Regions from separate parts of the Homo sapiens genome. Here region 2 is linked to region 1. Evidence: read pairs that join two places in POLR2A ChIA-PET (ENCODE). Cell type or tissue: endothelial cell of umbilical vein. All regions are shown on one strand. Links, peaks and the distances in the headings refer to the core of each region. The heading gives the core; the rest is flanking DNA. Region 1 has its middle 11 kb from the start of TXNIP. Region 2 overlaps RNF115 (ring finger protein 115).

Evidence for each region. ChIA-PET counts read pairs that join two places held together with the same protein. Peaks named below come from ENCODE experiments on the same cell type or tissue, not always from the same donor. Only the 100,000 strongest peaks of a DNase experiment are listed, where the experiment ranks them.
Region 2: POLR2A ChIA-PET joins it to region 1 with 5 read pairs; 2 of 35 experiments call an interaction of 5 or more read pairs at or near these places.

Annotation. Positions count from the first base shown.
Region 1 is chr1:146,005,078-146,010,459 of GRCh38, forward strand. No RefSeq gene overlaps it. Among named protein-coding and RNA genes, the nearest start is that of TXNIP, 11 kb to the left of the region's middle. In endothelial cell of umbilical vein, for the core only: a CTCF peak has its summit at 2,377 (motif pointing left); a DNase peak (open chromatin) is centred at 2,364; H3K27ac peaks cover 209 bases.
Region 2 is chr1:145,754,487-145,759,868 of GRCh38, forward strand. The region is part of intron 4 of RNF115 (ring finger protein 115); the gene reads right to left. Among named protein-coding and RNA genes, the nearest start is that of CD160, 38 kb to the left of the region's middle. In endothelial cell of umbilical vein, for the core only: no CTCF peak of the experiment used is centred there; no DNase peak of the experiment used is centred there.

The sequences.
Region 1 (5,382 bases), core at 257-5,256:
CATACTGCAATCTTGAACTCCCGCTCTCAAGGGATCCTCCTGCCTCAGCCTCCCAAGTAGCTAGGACCACAGGCATATGCCACCATGCCCAGCTAATTCTTTAATTTTTGGTACAGATGGGATCTCATTTTGTTGCCTAGGCTGGTCTCAAACTCCTGGGCTCAAGGGATCATTCCACCTTGGCCTCCCAAAGTGCTAGTATCATAGATATGAGCCACTGCCTCCAGCCCCCTTGTTTGTTTTAATAGAACCATTATATATTCCCCAAGTTATAAAGGCTTAAAATCCAGGGATTGCCTTTAATTCCTTCCTCTCTGTCATGCCCCACATCCAGTCAACTGCTGAATTCTATAGAGCCATCTTTCTAGTGTTTCTAGCACCTGTCTCCTGTTTCTTATTCTACTGCCACCATTCTGGTTCATGTTTTTGTTACTTTTGCCTAGATTACTTTAATAGATTTTAACTGATTTTCCTGCTGTAATCTATAGAACATCACTAGATTAATCTCACAGAATTGAGTTCCTGTGTGTTCCTATAATAATGCAAAATGTATTGCTTACTGAATCACGTTTAAATGCTTCAACCTGGCATTTAAGCCTTCACGAAATGTCCTCAACCAAATTTTCTCATTCATTTCCCACTATTTCCTCATACATGTACCCTATGCTTCAGCCAAAACTGAGCACTCAGTGTTCCCTTAATATATCCTTCTCTGTCTTTATGTCCCTGCTTACATTTTTCCTTGTACCTAGTGTGCCTGTCCTTCCCCATCTCTGCTTTTTGAAATTTTACCCACTCTTCTGTAGACAGCCAAATAATTTTTCCTCTATTAAACCTTTCTTGGCTGGGCGCAGTGGCTCACGCCTGTAATCCCAGCACTTTGAGAGGCCGAGGTGGGTGGATCACCTGAGGTCAGGAGTTTGAGACCAGCCTGGCCAACACGGTGAAACCCCATCTCTACTAAAAATACAAAAATTAGCAGGACATGGTTGGCAGGTGCCTGTAATCCCAGCTACTCGGGAGGCTGAAGCAGGAGAATTGCTTGAACCCCGGAGGTGGAGGTTGCAGTGAGCTGAGATCATGCTGCTGCACTCCAGCCTGGGTGACAGGGTGAGACTCTATCTCAAAGCAACAAAGCAAAACCAAAAACATTTCTTGCTTCCCAATCCCCTCAACTTTTTTTTTTTTTTTAGATAGAGTCTCACTCTGTTACCCAGGCTGGAGTACAGTGGTGCTATCATGGCTCACTGTAGCCTCGATCTCCCAGGTTCAAACAATCCTCCCACCTCAGCCTCCCGAGTAGCTGGGACTACAGGGGCATGCAACCACACCCGGCTAACTTAAAAAAGAAAGAAAAGAAAAAAAAACTTGTAGAGACAGGGTTTCACCATGTAGCCTAGGCTGGTCTTGAACTCCTGAGCTCAAGCGATCCACCCGCCTCAGCTTCTCAAAGTGCTGGGATTATAGGTATGAGCCACCATGCCCAGCCAATCCCCTCATCTTTTACCTTACAATCAAATATTTTTTCATTCTCTTTGGAATACTCCATAGCACATTCATATTTCTTACATAGCACTAACACGTAAAGTGCCTTTTCTCTCCTAAATTCCTAGAGAATAGAAACTCTGCCCTTTTTTATCTTTGTATTCTTCCTAGCATCTATTAGAGTACACTTCACAGAATAAATGTATTATTAAATATAAATTGAGGCCAGGTGCAGTGGCTCACGCCTGTAATCCCAGCATTTTGGGAGGCTGAGGCAGGCGGATCACTTGAGCTCACAACTTCGAGACCAGCCTGGGCAACATGGGGAAACCCTGTCTCTACTAAAAATAAAAAAAATTAGCTGTGTGTGATGGTGCACGCCTGTAGTCCCAGCTCCTCGGAAGGCTGAGGTGGGAGGATGGCTTGAATTGCCATGTCAAAAAAAAAAAAAAAAAAAAAATATATATATATATATATATATACACACACACACACACACACACACACACAGACACACACATACATATAGAGATAGATTGATTGAATTGATAGATTGGGTTATGTCTCTGGATAGAATATACCAGTAATTCAGATCCTAGTATTATTTCTTATTACTATTAGACTTGACACCTCAACCTCAGTTTCTTATGCTAAACTGTATCATATTTGTCCCTCCTCAAAGCCTGTGGCCCAAATATGTATCAGAGCAGGGACGGTAAGGAGGCGAGAGGTGGTGGTTTGTTTTTCTGTGAGAAGAAAATTGGACTGCGTTGGTGTTTATAAGTATGAGGGAGATGGGACATTGTGTGCTCAACCCAACTTCCCCTTTTCTGAGAAATTATTTCTTACACAATTCAGAAATACAGTTGACTCAGCTCTGCCACCTAGTGGGCAGTTTAATATACTGTCAAAATTCTTAGTCCAAGAATTGTCTCAAACAAATAAAAGCTTTTCTGAGAGCCAAAACAGCCCAGATCACTCCCCTGAGTGGCAAAGATGATTTTTGATTATGAGAAGGAACAAATGAAGGAAATGTGGTGTTCATGACTGAGGGAAAGAAATTCTACATTAAAACAAGTTTCTATTTTTTTATCCAGACTGACAATTAATAATACTTTCTTTTCTAAGAAAAAATTTTAAAACATTTATTTATTTTTCTAGATCCATCAATGCCTTTTGAAAAAATGAATTAATTTTTTTAAGAGATGGGCCTCTCTCTTGCCCAGGCTGGAGTGCTGTCGTGCGATCAGTTCACTGCAGTCTCTGACTCTTGGGCTCAAGCAACCCTCGGCCTCAGCCTCCTGAGGAACTGGGACTACCACCATGCCTAGTTAATTTTAAGTTTTTTGTAGATATGGGGGTCTTGCTATGTTGCCCAGTCTGGTCTCTAACTCTTGGGCTCTAGTGATCCTCCTACCTCGACCTTCCAAAGTGTTGGGATGACAGGCATGAGCCACTGTGCCAGATCAGTACTTTCTTTTTTTTGAGATGGAGTTTTGCTCTTGTCGTCCAGGCTGGAGTGCAATGGGGCGATCTCGGCTCACCGCAACCTCCACCTCCCAGGTTCAAGCGATTCTCCTGCCTCAGCCTCCCAAGTAGCTGGGATTACAGGCATGCGCCGCCACGCCTGGCTTATTTTGTATTTTTAGTAGAGACAGGGTTTCTCCATGTTGGTCAGGCTGGTCTTGAACTCCTGACCTCGGGTGATCTGCCCACCTTGGCCTCCCAAAGTGCTGGGATTACAGGTGTGAGCCACCATGCCCGGCCAGTACTTTCTTTGTTAATTATATTTTGTCATCTATATATCTATATATATGCATTATAACGCAGTTGCACAAACATTTGATTCTCACCAGGTAAGCAGGAAGACATTTTGCAGAAGAGAATATTGTGATTCAGAGAACTCAAATGACTTGCCTATGATCACACAGCTAGGACAAAATTCCTAGTGAGTCCCTGAGCCTTAAAAAAAAGATTTTTTTTAAGTCCAAGATTGTCCAAGTGTGGTGGCTCACACCTGTAATTCCAGCACTTTGGGAGGCTGAGGCGGGCAGATCACCTGAGGTCAGGAGTTCAAGACCAACCTGGCCAACATGGTGAAACCTCGTCTCAACTGAAAATACAAAAATTAGCCGGGCATGATTGTGGGTGCCTGTAATCCCAGCTACTCGGGAGGCTGAGGCAGGAGAATCACTTGAACCCGGAAGGCAGAGGTTGCAGTGAGCCAAGATTGTGCTACTGCACTCCAGCCTGGGTGATAGAGCAAGACTCTGTCTCAAAAAAAAAAAAAAAAAAAAAGTCATCTCCTTTGTAAAGCTTTCTCTGATTTCTACATTTATTTTTCATTTTTAATTAATTAATTTTTAAATTTTTACCTATTTATTTTTTGAGACAGTATTTCACTCTGTTACCCAGGCTGGAGTGCAGTGGTGCAATCTCAGCTCACTGCAGCCTCGACCTCCTGACCTCCTGGGCTCAAGCAATCCTTCCAACTTAGCCTCCCGAGTAGCTGGGACCACAGGCACACACCACCACTCCCGGCTAATTTTTTGTATTTTTCGTAGAGAAGGGGTTTTGCCATATTGCCCAGGCTGGTCTTGAACTCTTGAGCTGAAGCAATTCGCCCACCTCAGCCTCCCAAAGTGCTGGGATTACACGTATGGGCCACTGCGCCTGGCCTTTAATTTATTTTTAATTCTTTTATTGAGACAGGGTCTTGCTCTGTCACCCAGGTTGGAGTGCAGTAGTGCGATCATAGCTCACTGCAGCCCCAACCTCCTGGGCTCAACTGATCCTCCCACCTCGGCCTCCCAGGTAGCTGGAACTATAGGCACATGCCACAACAGCCAGCTAATTTTTATTTTTTTTGTAGAGACGGGGGTCTCACCATGTTGCCCAGGCTGGTATCAAACTCCCGGGCTCAAGCAGTCCTCCTACCTTGGCCTCCCAAAGTGCTGGGATTACAGGCATGAGACACCGCTCCCAGCCAGCCTACTTTTTTGAAAATATGACTTAGTTTCTCAAAGGTAGAAGTGTTGTATCAAAGACTGACTATGTGAAACGCTTAATATTAAAAATGTTGGTTCTGTGCCAGGTGTGGTGGCTCAAGGCTGTAATCATTGCATTTTGGGAGGCCAAGGTAGGTGGGTTGCTTGAACCCAGGAGTTCGAGACCAGCTTGGGCAACATGGCGAAAACCCATCTATACAAAAAAATACAAAAAACAAAAAATTAGATGGGAGTGGTGGCTAGCACAGTAGTCTCAGCTACTTAGGGGGCTGAGACAGGAGGATTGCTTGAATCTAGGAGGTCAAGGCTGCAGTGAGCTAATATTGAGCCACTGCACTCCAGCCTGGGTGATGAAGTGAGAACCTGTCTCAAAAAAAAAAAAAAAAATTAGTTCTTTGAACCAATAGCAAAGAATGATTCCAAAATCGCCCTGTATTGGAGGTAGAATCTAGTTATTCTTCCTGGTTTTTCTTTTTCAGTTTCTCAAAGCCCACCCTCCACTTATATAACTTTTATCTGAGGAAACATATGTAACTTATTTCTTCTGTTAATTGTTGGAAAAATGATTAGTAATTTGGTTTGGGAGTACACAGAAAAATTGAGGAAGGCCTTTTATTTCCTAGTTTTATGTCTTCTTTCCCTTCCTTAGTGCTGGTATGGTTTCCTGGCACTGATTTTGAAAACTATAATTACTGGGCCATGGCTACTATCTGTTTCCTTGAGAAGAAATGTGGGAAGGAACTTGCCATGAAGTACATAGGGTGGAGTATAGTAGGGAGGGAGGTGTTTGTTTGATCTGAGAAGTGGTTGAGATGGCCACAAAGTTAAGGGGAAAAAGCTCAGGCCAAGGTGGAAATGCTCCCTTTTTTTTTTGAGGGTGGGGAATGAA
Region 2 (5,382 bases), core at 64-5,063, 250 kb before region 1:
GGGATTACAGATGCACACCACCACGCCTGGCTAATTTTTGTATTTTTAGTAGAGATGGGGTTTCACCATGTTGGCCGGGCTGTCAAGTAATCCGCCCGCCTTGGCCTCCCAAAGTGCTGGGATTATAGGCATGAGCCACCCCACCTGGCTGAAAACATTGTTATTAACTACTGTCACCCACGTTGTACAACAGATCTCTTGAACTTTTAACTAAAATTTTGTATCCTTCAACATCTCTCTAATCCACCCCCTCTGCCCCACAGCTCCTAGTAACTACCATTCTATTCTCTGCTTCTATGAATTCATTGTGTTTTCTTTTTTTTAGAATGCTTCGTGTTGTTTTAAAAATATGTCCAAAAATTATTTGATAATCTTCCCTTCAGTGTGGGCTGGACTTAGTGACTCACTTAACAATAGAATATGGCAGAATTGATAATCTGTGACTTCCAAGACAAGGTAAAAAAAAGTGGGGGAAATGGCCGGGTGTGGTGGCTCTTGCCTATAATCCCAGAACTTTGGGAGGCTGAGGTGGGTGGATCACTTGAGGTCAGGAGTTCGAGACCAGCCTGGCCAACATGACCCCATCTCTACTAAAAATACAAAAATTAACCAGGCATTAGTGGCACGTGCCTATAGTCTCAGCTACTCAGGAGGATAAGGCAGGAGAATCACTTGAACCCAGGAGGAGGAGGTTGCAGTGAGCCAAGATTGTGCCATTACACTCCAGCCTGGGTGACAGAGACTTTGCCTCAAAAAAAAAAAGGTGGGGGGCGGGGGGCAGTGCTTTCTCCTTGTACTTCTGTCGGATCAATCACTTGCTCTGGGAGAGTGCCATATCAAGCAGTCCTATAGAAAGGTCCATGTGATGAGGAACTGAGTACTGCCAACAGCCAGAACAAACCTGCCAGAATATGTGTAAAGCCTAGTCAATCCTATACTGCAGCAATGGCCAACATCTTGACTATAAGCTCATGAAATCCTGGGCCAGAACCACTCAGCCATGCTACTCCCAACTGAACCTGTTCCTGACCCAGTGAATCTGTGAGATAATAAATATTTGTTGTTTTAAGCCACTAAGCTCTGAGATAATTTGTTATATGGCAATAGATAATATACAGATTTCGATATCTGGATACCGGTGCCGCCACAATAAAGACCCAAAACTTGAGAGTATCTTTGGAACCCAGCAGTGGGGCAGAAGTTAAAAGGACTTTGAGGAGAGCATCAGTGAAGTTTGAAGAGCCTTAAAAAAAAACAGAAGCACTATGGCCTTTGAGGAAGTTAAAGGTGAGAGATTAAGAAAAGGCAGAAAAAATCTGATTAGAAACTGGAGGGAAAAGGATCCTTGTTATATAATGGCAAAGCTGTGGCCTTACCATAACATGGAAAGTAGATGTTGTGGTCCAAAAACTGGTTGATAATCTAGCTAAAGTGATTTCACTTTTGAAAGTACCTCCTGGCTTCTTGCTGCTTACTTTAAAATGCAAAAGAGGGATGAATTAAAGGAAGAACAGTTAAACAAAAAGGACAGAATTATATAATTCTGAGAATTCCCAGCATCTCCAGATTAGTAAATGACACTAAAATTAAGAGATTTCAAGCAAAGATCGAATCCAAGGCACTGCCAAAAGACTGATTTCAGATGAAGCCAAGGATCAGACTATAACACTTCTTTGTTAAGACCTCAGAAAGGGCCAGGCACGGTAGCTCACGCCTATAATCCCAGCACTTTGGGAGGTCAAGGCAGGAGGATCACTTGAGGCCAGGAATTTGAGACCAGCCTGGCCAACATGGAGAAACCTGTCTCTACTAAAAATACAAAAATTAGCCGGGCATGGTGGCACACACCTGTAATGCCAGCTGCTCGGGAGGCTGAAACATGAGAATCACTTGAACCCAGGACACGGACGTTGCACTGAGCCGAGATTGCACCACTGCACTCCAGCCTGGGTGACAGAGTGAGACTGTCTCAAAAAAAAAACAAAAAAAACACAACCTCACAAAGATCTAGAATGGTACCTAAAGAATCATTCAATTAGAAAATCGGACTAAGAAGCTTAAGGGTGTTATGTTAGTTTCCTAGGGCTGCTATAACAAACTACCACAAACTGGGTAGCTTAAAACAAAAGGAATTTATTCGTTCACTGATGTGGGTGTCAGTAGGGTTAGTTCCTTCAGGAAGTTCTGAGGGAGATCAATTCCATGATTCTCTCTGGCTTCTGGTGATGTTTGACAGCAATCTTTGCCATTCCTTGATTTGTAGATGTATGCCCCCCACAACCTCTGCCTCTGTCATCACATGGCTTTCTTCTGTCTTCTGTGTTCATGTCCAAATTTCTAGCTTCTTTTTTTTTTTTTTTTTTTTTTTTTGAGGCAGAGTCTCACTCTCGCCCAGGCCAGAGTGCAGTGGTGCGATCTCAGCTCACTGCAACCTCTGCCTCCAGGTTTAAGCAATTCTCACGCCTCGGCCTCCTGAGTAGCTGGGATTACAGGCATGGGCCACCACGCCTGGCTAATTTTTGTATTTTTAGTAGACACGGGGTTTTACCACATTGGCCAGGCTGGTCTCGAACTTCTGACCTCAGGTGATCCTCCCACCTTGGCCTCCCAAAGTGCTGAGATTACAGGAGTAAGCCACCGCACCCAGCCAAATTTCTCTCCTTATAAGACTATCAACCGTTGGATTAGGGCCCTTCCTGATCCAGTGTGATCTTACTATAACTTGACTACATCTGTAATGACCCTATTTCCAAATAAGGTCATATTCACGGTGACCTTATCAGGGTTAGGACTTGAACACAGCTTTTTGGGGGACACAATTCTACCCATTACAAGTGGTATCTCTCAGCAATCCCAGCAGAAACCCAAGGTGGAAAAAGCCTATTTAGAAGAGATTGGTGGATGTGGCTTTTGCCTAATGGCATGAATCCCAGTGAGATTCACAGGATACTCGAAGTTTTAAAAAGAAACACTGCCAGCTTAAACTGAAAGGTGGAAAAATAGTACAAAATGAAAACCGGTCTCTGGGCCCTGAAATTTCTACTGGCAAGAAGCAAGCTAAGAAAGCTATGCAGCTACAAATATGAACTACTTTTAATGGAAAAGAAAGGATGACTAACAGGGTGGATTCCAGAGTCACAGAGAAGAACTCCTGGGCAGAAGTAGAAGTCCTAGTCAAGGAACTTCTGACATTTGTCTAGACAACTATCAGAATTGCTGTGAACCAGCAACTTCTTTGTGCCATCATTTTCCCTTTTGGAACAGGAAATCTCTATACCTGTTCAGAATCACTGCCTGTCCATATCACTGTATGTTGGGTGTGTGATAGGTAGTTAACCTGTCTCTTTAGTTTACAGGTCTTCACAACAAAAGGAACTATACCTGAGGAACTATACCCAAGGAGCCACACCCACACTTGGACCTAGTTAAAAGGACAGCTACCTATATTTCAAGCTGATGCTATAGAAGAAGGAGACTTTTTTGATAGATTTTGGGAGGAAGTGAGTGCATTTTGCACATAGAAGAAGTGTAAATAATTTGTGGCTAGAGGGCAAACTGTGGTGATTTTAAAATACATCCATAAATTCTCTAGAGGTGGAGCTAATTCTCTTCTCCTTGAATGTAGGCTAGATTTAGTGATTCACCTCTTACAGACAAAATGTAGCAGGAATGACAGTGTGTGACTTCCAAAATTAGGATATAAAAAGATATTATGGGTTTTTTTCCTGCTTCCTCTATCATTCTCTTGGATCACTAACTCCAAGAGAAGCTAGCTGCCAAGTAATATGGACATTCAAGGAGCCCTATGGAGAGGCCCAGATGGTGAGGAACTAAGGCCTCCTGCCAACAGTCATGTGAGTGAGCCATCTTGGAAGTGGATGTTCCAGGTCCAGTTAAGTGTTCGGTTGACTGTAGCCACAGCTGACATGTTGATTATAACCTCATGAAGCCCTTCACCAGAACCATCTAGCTAAATTGCTCCCAAATTCCTGACCCTCAAAAATATTGAGATAATAAATATTGTCATAAGCTGTTAAATTCTGGGGTAAAGTGTTACACAGCAATAGGTAACTAATATATACCCACCTATTTGTCAGTGACAAGAAGGGCAAATTATCTTATGCTTACACTGACCAATAAGTAAATGGTAATAATCAAGTTTGAGAGATAGCCTAGTTCTTGAAGCTGTAAAAGTCAATCCTATATGAATGCTTGGAATTACGAGGGACAACTCACCAGCAGCTGATCAGCTGATGATTTCTCTTTCTTGGCTACTTACTCTCTGGAAGTCAGATGTTAGTCCCATGTTTTTGTAGCAGTAACAGAGACTGCTGAGGGTGGCCCCAATGCATAAGAGCTGTTGCTCAGAGAACAATAGTTGACAGAGTATTTACAATGAATTTTGTTTATTAAAAAAAAATCTTTTCTTGTTAAAGCTAAATGTCTGGGGAAGATGTGGAGGGAAGGAAGATAGTGTATACATTTAATTTTAGAAACTCACAGACGAGAAAAATCAACCCACTGGGTCTGGAAGGGAAGTCACATGCTAAAACCAGGTAAGAGTCTTCACATAGTTTCCAGAGCTGTAGCCTCTCTAGGTTTTCCTTGTACTTCCCTGGCTGTTTCTTCTCAGTCTCCTTTGCTTATTCTTCCTTATCTTCCAAACTTCTAACCATCGAGGGCCCAGGCCTCAATTCTCTGAGCTCTGCTATTTCCTATCTTGACTTCTTTGACCACTTTATCCAGCTTTATAATTTTAAATATCATATATAGGCCACAACTTCCAAATATTATCTCCAGCCAAGACCTCTGCCTATTCAACATTTCCACTTGTATAATAAGCACCTCAAACTTATTATGTCCCAAACTGAATGAACTCTTAAATATTTTCCTCCAAACTTACTCCTCCTAATGTTCCCCATGTCAGTGGATGGTGGCTCCATTCTTCTTGTTTTCAGGCCAAAAACCTTGGTGTCATAACTCTTCTTTCTGTTACACCCCACATCCAATCTGTCAGTAACTCCTATCATGAATATTGCCAAACTGCATCTGAAACCAAACCATTTTTCACTGCTCTCACCCAAACCACTGGCATCTCTAGCTTATATTAATGCAATAGCCTCTTAAATGGTTTCTCTGCTGTGTCTTTGCCTCGCACACCTCGCAGCCCCCCATTCTATTTTCAGCACAGCAGTTAGAGCAATCATTTCAAGATATAAATGACACCTAACTCTCCATTGGAACAGAAGCTCTTATAATTGCCAACTAGGCTTCATATAATCTAATACCCACCTCCCCATTCCCACTCCCATCAACTTCTCCTACCATTCCCCTCACCTTCTCTGCCCTACATTGGTCTCTCCTTGTTTGTCCATCCCTACA